Regions from separate parts of the Homo sapiens genome. Here region 2 is linked to region 1. A link is an interaction called in ENCODE POLR2A ChIA-PET data of the cell type or tissue named here. Cell type or tissue: CD4-positive, alpha-beta T cell. All regions are shown on one strand. Each heading gives the region's core, and the rest is flanking DNA. Links, peaks and the distances in the headings are about the cores only.

What was found. Peaks named below come from ENCODE experiments on the same cell type or tissue, not always from the same donor. Only the 100,000 strongest peaks of a DNase experiment are listed, where the experiment ranks them.
Region 2: POLR2A ChIA-PET joins it to region 1 with 5 read pairs; 2 of 35 experiments call an interaction of 5 or more read pairs at or near these places.

What each region holds. Positions count from the first base shown.
Region 1 is chr10:69,621,263-69,626,782 of GRCh38, reverse strand. No RefSeq gene overlaps it. Among named protein-coding and RNA genes, the nearest start is that of FAM241B, 6.2 kb to the left of the region's middle. In CD4-positive, alpha-beta T cell, for the core only: no CTCF peak of the experiment used is centred there; a DNase peak (open chromatin) is centred at 2,192; H3K27ac peaks cover 276 bases.
Region 2 is chr10:69,286,873-69,292,031 of GRCh38, reverse strand. It overlaps a transcript of HK1 not described here. Among named protein-coding and RNA genes, the nearest start is that of HK1, 29 kb to the left of the region's middle. RefSeq lists an enhancer at 355-855. In CD4-positive, alpha-beta T cell, for the core only: no CTCF peak of the experiment used is centred there; no DNase peak of the experiment used is centred there; H3K27me3 peaks cover 192 bases.

The DNA.
Region 1 (5,520 bases), core at 1-5,000:
CCTACACCCTAGGATGCCACCCTTATTTGCGTCGTCAAAACTGCCTCACCAACTTCTTCGCCATATGCAGCTCATGGAAAGGTGAGACAGAAGAAATGAGGGCTAGTGATTTCTTTTAAAGAAAAGTATTGTAGGTGTAGCACATATTACTTCCCTCACATTCCATTGTGAAGAACGAGTCACATGGCTACAGGGCAGGCACTGATATCCCTGTGTCATTCCGGATATTGGTACTTGTGTCTTCTATCTTGTGTCTTTCACTTTTGCTAGAGGTTTATCAATCTTATTGACTGATCTTTTCAAAGAACCAGCGCTGCTTCACTGAGTCTTCTGTTTCTATTTTTCTGTTTTCAATTTCATTGATTTCTGCTCTTATCTTTATTATTTCCTTCCTTCTGTTTGCTTTGGGTTTATTTTGTTCTTCTGTTTCTAAGTTCTTGAGTCGGGAGTTTAGATTATTGATTTGAGATGTTTCAATGTAAACATTTAGTGCTATAAATTTCCCTGTTAGCACTTTTAGCTGTGCCCCACACATTTTGACGTGTATTTTCATTTTCATTTAGTTATATGTATTTTTAAATTTCTTTTGCTACTTCCCCTTTGGTCCATGGATTATGTTAAAGGATCATTTAGTCTACAAGTGTTGGAGATTTCCTGTTATCTTTCCATTATTGGTTCTAGTAATTACATTGTGGTCAGAGAACACACTCTGTATGAGTTCAATTCTTTTAAGTTTGTTGAGGTTTGTTCTAGGGCCCAGGATATGGTCTATCTTGATGAATGTTTCATAGAAGGTTGAAAAGAATATCCATTCTGCTGGTTTTGGATGGAATGTTCCATAAATCTTTCTTTTTCTTTACTTTTCTTTTCTTTTTTTTTTTTTTGTGACAGGTTCTGGCTCTGTCATCAAGGCTGGAGTGCAGTGGCGTAATCACAGCTCTCTGCAGCCTTGACCTCCTGCCTTAGCTTCCCAAGTAGCTGGGACTACAGGTATGTGCCCAGCTAATTTTTAAAATTTTTTATATAGATGGGTTCTTGCTATGTTGCACAGGCTGGTCTTGAACTCCTGGGCTCAAGCAATCCTCTTGCCTCAGCCTCCCAAAGTGCTGGGATCACAAGTGTGAGTTGCCATGCCCAGCCTATGAATGTTGTTTACATGCTGTTGTTTGATGGTGTTGTATATTTTTTATGATTTTCTGACTAATTGTTCTATCAACTGTTGAAAGAGACATATTGATATCTCTAACAATAATTATACATTTGTCTATTTCTCCTGCCAGTTTTTGCGTCACATGTTTTGCAGCTCTGTTGTTTGGTACGTACACATTTAGTTTTGATATGTCTTCTTGGTGGATTGATTGTTTCATCATACATAATGTCTCTTTCCATCTCTGGTAATTTTTCTTGCTCTGAAGTCCTGCTTTTCTTTAATTCATGTTTGCATAATATACCTTTTTCCATCATTTTACTTTCAACTTGCCTAAATTGTTATATTTGAAGAGAATTTCTTATACACAGAATATAGGTGGATCATGTTTTTAATCCACTCTGCCAGACTGCCTTTTATTTGGATTATTTAGACCATTACATTTAATGTAATTAGTGACACATTAGGGCTTAAATTGCCAATTTATTTTTTGTTTCTGTTTGTTCTGTTTGTCATTTCTCTGTTTTTGTTTTTGTTTTTTTTCATTCCTGTAATCCTGTGGGTTACTTGAACACTTTTTAAAATTCCATTTTGATTTATCGATAGTATTTTATTATGTATATCTCTTTGTATAGCTTATTTAGTAGTTACTCTGGATATAATATATGTACAACTTATCACAGTCCACTGGGGTCAACATTTTATTCATTTGGGTGAAATGTAAGAACCTGCTTCCCTTTATGTTCCTTTACTCGCCCCGTTATACTGTAATTGACTGAAAGATTCTCTCTACATGTGTTTTGAGCCACATCAGTGTTATAATTTTTGCTTTAACAGACAAATATAATTTATAAAATTCAAAAGTAAAAGGAAAGTTTATTGTACTTCCTCATATTTTTGCTTACCATGTTATTTTTTTCTTTCCTACTATTCTAAGTTTCTTTCTTATATTGTTTCCTTTCTATTTGGAGAACTTCCTCTAGCCTTTTTGTTTTAGGGTAGGTCTGGTAACAAATTACTTTCGTTTTCTTTCATCTGTGATTGTCTTGATATACTCTGCATTCACGAAGAATATTTTCACTAGAGAGAGAGTTCTAGTGTTGACTAGATATTTTCACTAGTGTTGACAGTTCTTTCTTTCAACACCTGAAAAATATTGTACCATTTCCCTCTAGCCTCCATGGTATCTAATGAAAAATCTGCTGTTATTTGAATTGTTTTCCCCTAAGGATAAGGTGTCATTTTTTCCCTTGGCTGCTTTCAAGGTATTTTCTTTGTCTTTGATTTTTCAGAAGTTTAATTATGATGTGTTTCAGATGGATTTCCTTGGAATTTTCCTATTTGGGATTCACTCTGTTCTTGAATCAGTAGATTTATATCTGTTGCCAAATTTGGAAAGTTTTTAGCCATTATTTATTTGACTACTTTTTAGCCTCACTCTCCTCCTCTCCTTCTGTGTCTTCAGTGACACAAATGTTAAATCTTTTGTTGTAGTCCTACAGGTCCCTGAGGCTCTGGGTTTTCCTGTTTGTTTGTTTGGTTTTAGTCTATTTTCTGCCTATTTGTTCAGACTGGGCAATTTGTATTGTTCTATTAAATATCTTCCAGCTCACTGATTCCATTCTGCTGTTGAGCCCATCTGCTCAGCCTTTTATTTGAATTATTATACTTTTCCATTTCTCCTTTCCATTAGTTCTTTTTTATGTCTTCTACTCTATTGTTGAGGCTTTCTATTTTGTCACTACTTCAAGCGTGTTCATAATTGCCCAATAAAACATTTATATTTTGGTTGCTTTAAAATCTTTGTCAGATAATTCTAACACCTCTGTCTTTCAGTGTTGCCATCTACTAATGTCTTTTTCATTCAATTTGATGCCTTCCTAGTTCTTAGTTTTGACAAGTGATTTTCTAATAAAATCTGGATTTTTTGCATTATATTATGAGACTCTGGCTCTTATTAAACTTTCTGTTTTAGCTAGCTTTTTCTGTCAGTGCTCCATCAGGGAAAGGAGAGGCACTGCATCATTCATGATCTGTGGAGGTAGAAGCCAAGGTTTCCCACTCAGCCTCATAGACACCCAAGTTATGGGGAGGGAGTGCTCCTCATTACTGCTAAGGGGTATGGGGTTTCCTATTCCCCAGATTGTCTCCACTGACATCATGGTGGGGGAGAGATACATTACCAGATAAGGAAGACTAAGGTACTGACTTCCTATTCAGCCTCTAACACCATTCCAGCAGGGGTTCTGGATGGCTTGTTATGGCCTTAAAAAGGTGTAAGTCTAGGCTTGCCACTTGGTCTTTGCAGGTGTGAGTTTTTCCTGTGGTGTTTGGCTAAAGTAAAGCAGCTATTGGCTAAAAACTTTTAGTCTTTCTAGGTACCTTTCCTAGTACTTTGGCTAGAAAGAGGTGGCTTTTAGGGGGCTTTTGTTATCTATACACTTGGCTGCTTCCAGGTTGCTAGCTTCTTCAGCTGCTAATCCGGGACATATGAGCCAGAAGGCAAACTCACGGAATTCACCCCGTGTTGTGTCTTTCTTCAGATTCCAAAGCCCCCAAACTGCCTGCCTTCTTCTGTCCATCTTTCAAAGTCTTCTTATGTTTGTTTTACACCTAACGTTCAGAGTTTTTAGTTGTACTGAGGAGGAATATAAAAAAGTATATTTTCTCCATCTTCCTGGAAGCAGACATTCAATCTTAAGGTTATAGAAATTAAGAGATTAAGACACTATGACCTAGGTACAGGAATAACAAAATGACCAATCAGTAGATAGAGTCTAGAAACAAACCCATAAACTGGGATTTATGGCAAAGTGGAAGTGCAGAACATAGGAAAAGGAATCTTTTAAATAAATGGTGCTGTGATAATTGGGTATTCCTGTAAGAAAAAAAATGAAATTGGACCCCTACCTAATATATTTGTACATATACCAAAAATAAATTCTTGTATCATTGACCTAAATATGAAAGGCAAAACACAAAGGATTTAGAATATAAATCATATGTATAAATATAAATATAGATATTCTAGACCTCAGAGTAGGAGAAATTTTCTGAACACATTATAAGAAATGCCAACCATAAAGAAAATGATTGATAAATTTTATTACATTAAATTTACATTAAGAACTCATTGATCAAGACTTTTTTTAAGTAAAAAGGCAGCTCCGTGCCCAAGAAAAGGTTTTTTGCAATACATAGAGCCACAAATGATTCATATCCAGAATATACAGAGAGCCTCTAAAATGAATAAGAAAATAGACAATCCGTAAAAAAGTGGGCAAAAGATTTGATCAGGTACATTACAAAAGAAAGAAACCCAAATGGCCAATAAAGTTTTGAAAAAGTGCCCAGCATCATTAACAATCAGAGAAATACAAATTAAAACCTTCACAAGATACTTCCACACATTCATCAGATAGATAGAATAGATAGACTCTAATTACCAAGTCTGACAACACCAAGTATTGGTGCTGAGTTACAGCAATGAGAGTTTCCATACGCTGCCAGTGGATGTGTAAGTTGGTACAACCACTTTGAAAAACCATTTGGAATTGCCTAGGAAGGGGGAATATTTGCATTCTTCATGACCCAGGACACAAAAGTGAATGGTCATGTGCACCATGTCATATATACAAGCATTTTTCATAATAGAAGCTGGAAAACAATTCAAATGTCTGTCAGAGTAAAATCGATAAATTATAGTATACAATATAATACTATAGAGTAGTAAAGGCTATGAACACCAACTATATGCAATACTATAGTTGAATAGAAAAATATTATATTGAACAAAAGAAGCCAAAAGCAAAATAAATTTTACTGCATGGTTTCATTTATATAAAGATCAAAGGAGAGTAAAATTGAATTATATTGTCTAAGGATGCATACTGGGGTGCTAAAAGTACAAAGAAATGCAATGAAATTATTACTGAAAATGTAATGGTTAGCTCTAGGGTACAGGAGAAGCTGTGCCCAGAAAAAGGCTTGCACACGATGGGCAGGGAGACTGAGGTGCTGGCGGTGCTCAATTTCCTGACCTGGCTAGTGGTTTCACAGACTTTCACTTTATAATAATTTGTGGAACTGCACAGAGAATTCAGAGGAACAGAACTGAGGAAGGAGTCAGTTTATCTGGTGGTGGTCAAATGGGTCTGTTCTTCCATTAGAAGCAGCCTAGGCAGGTATTAAGTGTATGGCCTCTGAGGCCAGTTCGCTTGGATTCAAATCCTCTACTTGCTGTGTGATCTTGTGCAGTTTGCTTAATCTCTCTGTCCCTTGATGGTCTCATGTGCAAAATAGGGATGATAATACCTAATGTGAGGATTAATAGGTCTTAGGCATCCAGTACACAGTACATGAGCTTTGTTAAA
Region 2 (5,159 bases), core at 160-5,159, 330 kb after region 1:
GCATCCCATAGACAGTCTGAGCTTCCAGAACAATCCAGGCAGGTTTTCCACATGCCCAAAGCCAAAACTGCCTAGGCCTTACACTGACACCCCCATGATAGCCAACTCCCTGCTGAAATGGCTCTAATGAAGGCTTGCAGATACTTCCAAGCCTACATGAGAATTAATAGTAAGGCAACAGGGAAAAATACTCTCTGGGGCTTGGAATTGTCAGGAAACCTATGAGAAAGAAACCAAATGGACCATGCAATTTTTGGCCCTTCCTTACACTAACAGTGGAAATTTCAATATCCCGAGCATGAGTTTCTAAGCTTGGAACAACTCAAAATATATCTATCCTTAGGAAGATAGGGTTGGAGTCACACACCTCACTTTCAGCCTTGAGCTTGATGGTGGGTAGAAAGAGCACAGTCCTGGAGTGAGAGAGTCCTGAGTTTATGTCCTGGATCTGCCAGGACCAGCTGTACAAGCTTGGCAAAGGAATTTAACCTCTCTAAGCCTCAGTTTCCCCATCTGTAAAGTGGGAATGACACCTTCTTCACTGGGCCTTTGGGAGTGGTGGGCATAGAGGATTTGCTTGGTAAATGGCAGCAGCTACAATAAAGATCATGGATTGACAGAGGCTCCAGGCAATAAGAACTACAACTGCTCTGGGCTAATTGATGGGACCAAATCAACGTCCAGCTGCTGGATTTCCATCTGTGTCTGAGATCCCAGAACCTGTGCTCCTCTCCCTGGACCTCCAAGCACCAAAGAGGGCCTGTCGTCAGATTGACACTGAACTCTGGGTGCAGGAGTCCAAACCTGCTGACTGCCACATGGCGCCTGTGACACTGGCTGCTTTGTGCCACCTCTCCAAGGCTGGCCTGGCCTGCTTTAAATTCCTGGTGGCATTCTGCCTGGGACTGGCAAAGCCAGGCAGGGGCACAAGAAGGGGGCCATGAGAGGTGGCAATGACATCCCAAACAAGCTTCCAGGTTTAGAAGGGCTCCTTCTTTCCCAGAGCAGGCAAAACTTTTCTCACTCTGGTTGCGGGGTGAAGGAGGAGAAAAGGAAGAGGCCTAAGAGACCCAACGGCTAAGAGGAATTTTGATTTTCTGTATTTAGTGGCCTCCACTCCCCACTGACAACCACACAGGAGCCTTGGATTCCACAAAGGAGAATGAGGCTGAGAGCTTCCAGTTGGGCATTAGGAACAGGACAGAATTCAATCCTCTCAAAAGCCTGAGAGGGGCTGAGCACAGAGGTTCACGCCTGTAATCACAGCACTTTGAGAGGCTGAGGCGGGTGGATCACCTGAGGTCAGGAGTTCGAGACCAGCCTGGCCAACTTGGCGAAACCCCGTCTCTACTAAAAATACAAAAAATTAGCCAGGCGTGGTGGCGGGAGCCTGTAATCCCGGCTACTGGGGAGGCTGAGGCAGGAAAACTGCATGAACCTGGGAGGCAGAGGTTGTAGTGAGCCAAGATTGCACCATAGCATTCCAGCCTGGGCAATAAGAGTGAAATTCTGTTTCAAAAACAACAACAACAAACAAACAAACGAAAAACCCTGGGAGGCAGGAGGGATGCACCTGAGCTGGACTTTGCAAAGCCCTTCTCAAAGAAGCTGAAGAGGGCATTGTAAGCTACTCTTGTAGGACTGAGGGAAAGATAACCACCCCAGGCGTGCCCAAGACCCTCACCTCTTGCCTCGAGGTGGAAGCAACTCCTTGAGCTTGTATTGTCCACTTTCAGATACTAATCAGGAATTAATTTGCCACCCAAGGGCTGACCAGGGGAAAGTCTTCATAAAGCAAACAGGCCAGGCCACTGCAGTGATTTAAATGGGGCTCTGAGAGTGTTCTGGGCTCAGGGCACTCAGTTAGTATGAGCACTGTGTTTGTCTTTGAGATCAAGCCCACTGTGTCTCAATTTCCCAGATTGTTCTGTTGGTGGGGGGCGGGGTGGAACAGCTGTAGTCCTTGCTTCAGAGGGACCCACCTACAGCATAGATTAATTTGAAATGAGCCCGCTACTCAGAACATAATTTATCCTATAAACATTTTCCAGGGTTTATTTCAACATCCAGGGGGAGAATCAAAGCTCTTTAAGATGTAAGAACGGGCTTCTGGGCTGGGCACAGTGGCTCACACTGTAATCCCAACACTTTGGGAGGATGAGGTGGGAGGATCACTTGAAGCCAGGAGTTCAACACCAGCCTGGGAAGCATAGTAAGACCTTGTCTCTGTTAAAATTTAAAAAAAAAAAAAAAAAAAATTGGCCGGGTGCAGTAGCTCACGCCTATAATCCCAGCACTTCGGGAGGCTGAGGTGGGCGGATCATATGAAGCCAGGGTTTCGAGACCAGCCTGGGCAACATGACAAAACCCCATCTCTACAAAAAAATACAAAATTAGCCAGGCATGGTGGCGCACGCCTGTAATTTCAGCTACTAGGGAGGCTGAGGCACAAGAATCACTTTAACCCAGGAGGCAGAGGTTACAGTGAGCCGAGATCATGCCATTGCACTCCAGCCTGGGCAACAGAATGAGACTCTATCTCAAAAAAAAAAAAAAAAAAAAAAAAAAAATTTTTTTTTTTAATGGGCAGAAGCCCATTTTTACATGGCAATATAAAATTCAGCCAGAGGGGGCTTCTCTTAGAGAAGAAAAAGCCAAACTCCTATTTCCAGCACACACTGATGACTTCACAGCATAACTGTCTAAAAAGCAATTAACCAGGGGGATACAGAACGATCCTCTGGGCTTCCCTTGGTCAGAACACAAGTGGCCCCTGCTGCACCAAGACTTAGAGGCTGGGTCTGAGGGGGCTCCTGCCTTGCCTCATGACGCTTTCCTGCTGTGCTCTTGGTCAGAGTTTTCCCTCCTCTAAGATGGACCCCAACACACCCCTCTGCCAGGGAGAGCAGGTTGAGCAGGCTATGGTACATGTGAGCCCTCTGAGAAGCTAAAGAAACACCAGAGCGGCTTGTAATCCCAGCACTTTGGGAGGCCGAGGTGGGCGGATCACCTGAGGTCAGGAGTTTGAGACCAGCCTGACCAACATGGAGAAACCCCATCTCTACAAAAAAATACAAAATTAGCCAGGTGTGGTGGCCCATGCCTGTAATCCCAGCTACTGGGAGGCTGAGGCAGGAGAATCGCTTGAACCCGGGAGGCAGAGGTTATAGTGAGCCGAGATCGCGCCACTACACTCCAGCCTGGGCGATGGAACAAAAACGTCTCAAAAAAAGAAAGAAAGAAAGAAACACCAGAGCTTACCGATTCTCGCTGGCAGATCTGCCCCATTGTGGGGAGGGCACTTGCTGACCTCGGGTCCTTTCTTCTGCTTTTCTACTCTCAACAGCTGGGTCTTGAACGCCTAGAGAAAGGCCAAGTTCAAAGAAGGCAGGGTCAGAGGATTGTCGGTCTCATTTTTGTCCTCACCAATTAGGAAGCTAAACACCCTAATACTGAGAACCAAGACATAGTGCAGACACATTTCTAGAGTATTCGTAAACCCAGGTAAAATGTCATAAAGTTTCTCCTTTTGTTTGTTTGAGGCAGAGTATTGCTCTGTTGCCCAGACTAGAATGCAGTGGCGCCATCATAGCTCACTGCAGCTTCTGTTGCTCAGGCTGGTTTCGAACTCCTGGGCTCAAGCAAACCTCCCACTTCAGCCTCCTAAAGTGCTGGGTTACAGGCCTGAGCTACTGCACCCAGTCAAGGTTTCTGGCAGCCTGTCATTCTAGAAGAAATTCCCTGGAGCCTGGTCTGGAAGTGGTACCTCGTCACCAACTACAACCTTCTCTGCTTATGACTATGTCCAAAGAAAGAGTCATGCTTTGGAGAGGAAATCCAATAGAAGTGGAAATTAGCAAAGACATCTCCAAAAGGCCAAGTCAGAGTCTCAGTCCGTTGACCAGGTTGGAGTGCAGTGGTGCCATCGTAGCACACTGCAGCCTCAAACTTGAACTCTTGGACACAAGCAATCCTCCTGCCTCAGCCTGCTGAGTAGCTGCAACCACAGGCATGGGCCACCATGCCAGCCTAATTTTTAATTTTTTTTTTTTTTTTGTAGACACAGTGTCTTGCTATGTTGCCCAAGCTGGTCTTGAACCCCTGGTCTCAAGTGATTACCCTGCCTCAGCCTCCCAAAGTGCTGGGATTACAGGTGTAAGCCACTGCATTCAGTCTACTTACGACTTTTAAAATCTCACCCTATAACTTTTTAAGGCTATTCTTTATAATGTACACATTATTTATATGTGATTTTTTAAAAAATGAGCTATAACTCACATACCAAAAGACTCACCCTTTAAAGTGTATAATTCAGTGGTTTTCTGTATATTCATAAGGTTGTGCAACCATCATCACTAATTCCAGAAAATTTTCATCACTCTATAAGGAAACCCATACCCATTACCAGCCATTCTCATTCGATCCTTCCCCCAGCCCCTGGCAACCACTAATCTACTTTCTGTGTCTGTGAATTTGCCTTCTGGCCATTTCGCATAAGTGGACTTATAAAGATATATAATCTCAAAATAATTAAAATATATGTACTGAGGAATGTGTGATATGGTTAGGCTTTGTGTCCCAACCCACATCTCATTTTGAATTATAATCCCCATAGTCCCCATAATCCCCACATGTCAAGGGAGAGACCAGGTGGAAGGAGTTGGATCATGGGGGCGGTTCCCCCCCTGCTGTTCTTGTGATAGTGAGTGGGTTCTCATGAGATCTGATGGTTTTATAAGAGGCTCTTCCCCCTTCACCCTGCACCTCTCCTTCCTGCAGCCGTATGAAGAAGGTGCCTTGCTTCCCCTTTGCCTTCCCGCCATGATTACAAGTTTCCTGAGGCCTCTCTAGCCATGCTGAACTGTAAGTCAATTAAACCTCTTTCCTTTTTAAATTACCCAGTCTCGGGCATTTCTTTTTCTTTCTTTTCTTTTTTTTCAACTGAAATACTTGTGTGATGTTATTATGACATAATTGAGGGCCATTTCTTTATAGCAGTGCGAAAACAGACTAATACAATGTGTCTACAAAAATATTTTACTGATGGAGTGCATAACCAAAATGATATGGAGAGCCCTGGCTGAAAGCGTAAAGCCTTCTAGGATTTGTCCCTGGTTTCTCTATGAGCTTCCTCGACAGAGGCACTGATGGTTCCCCTA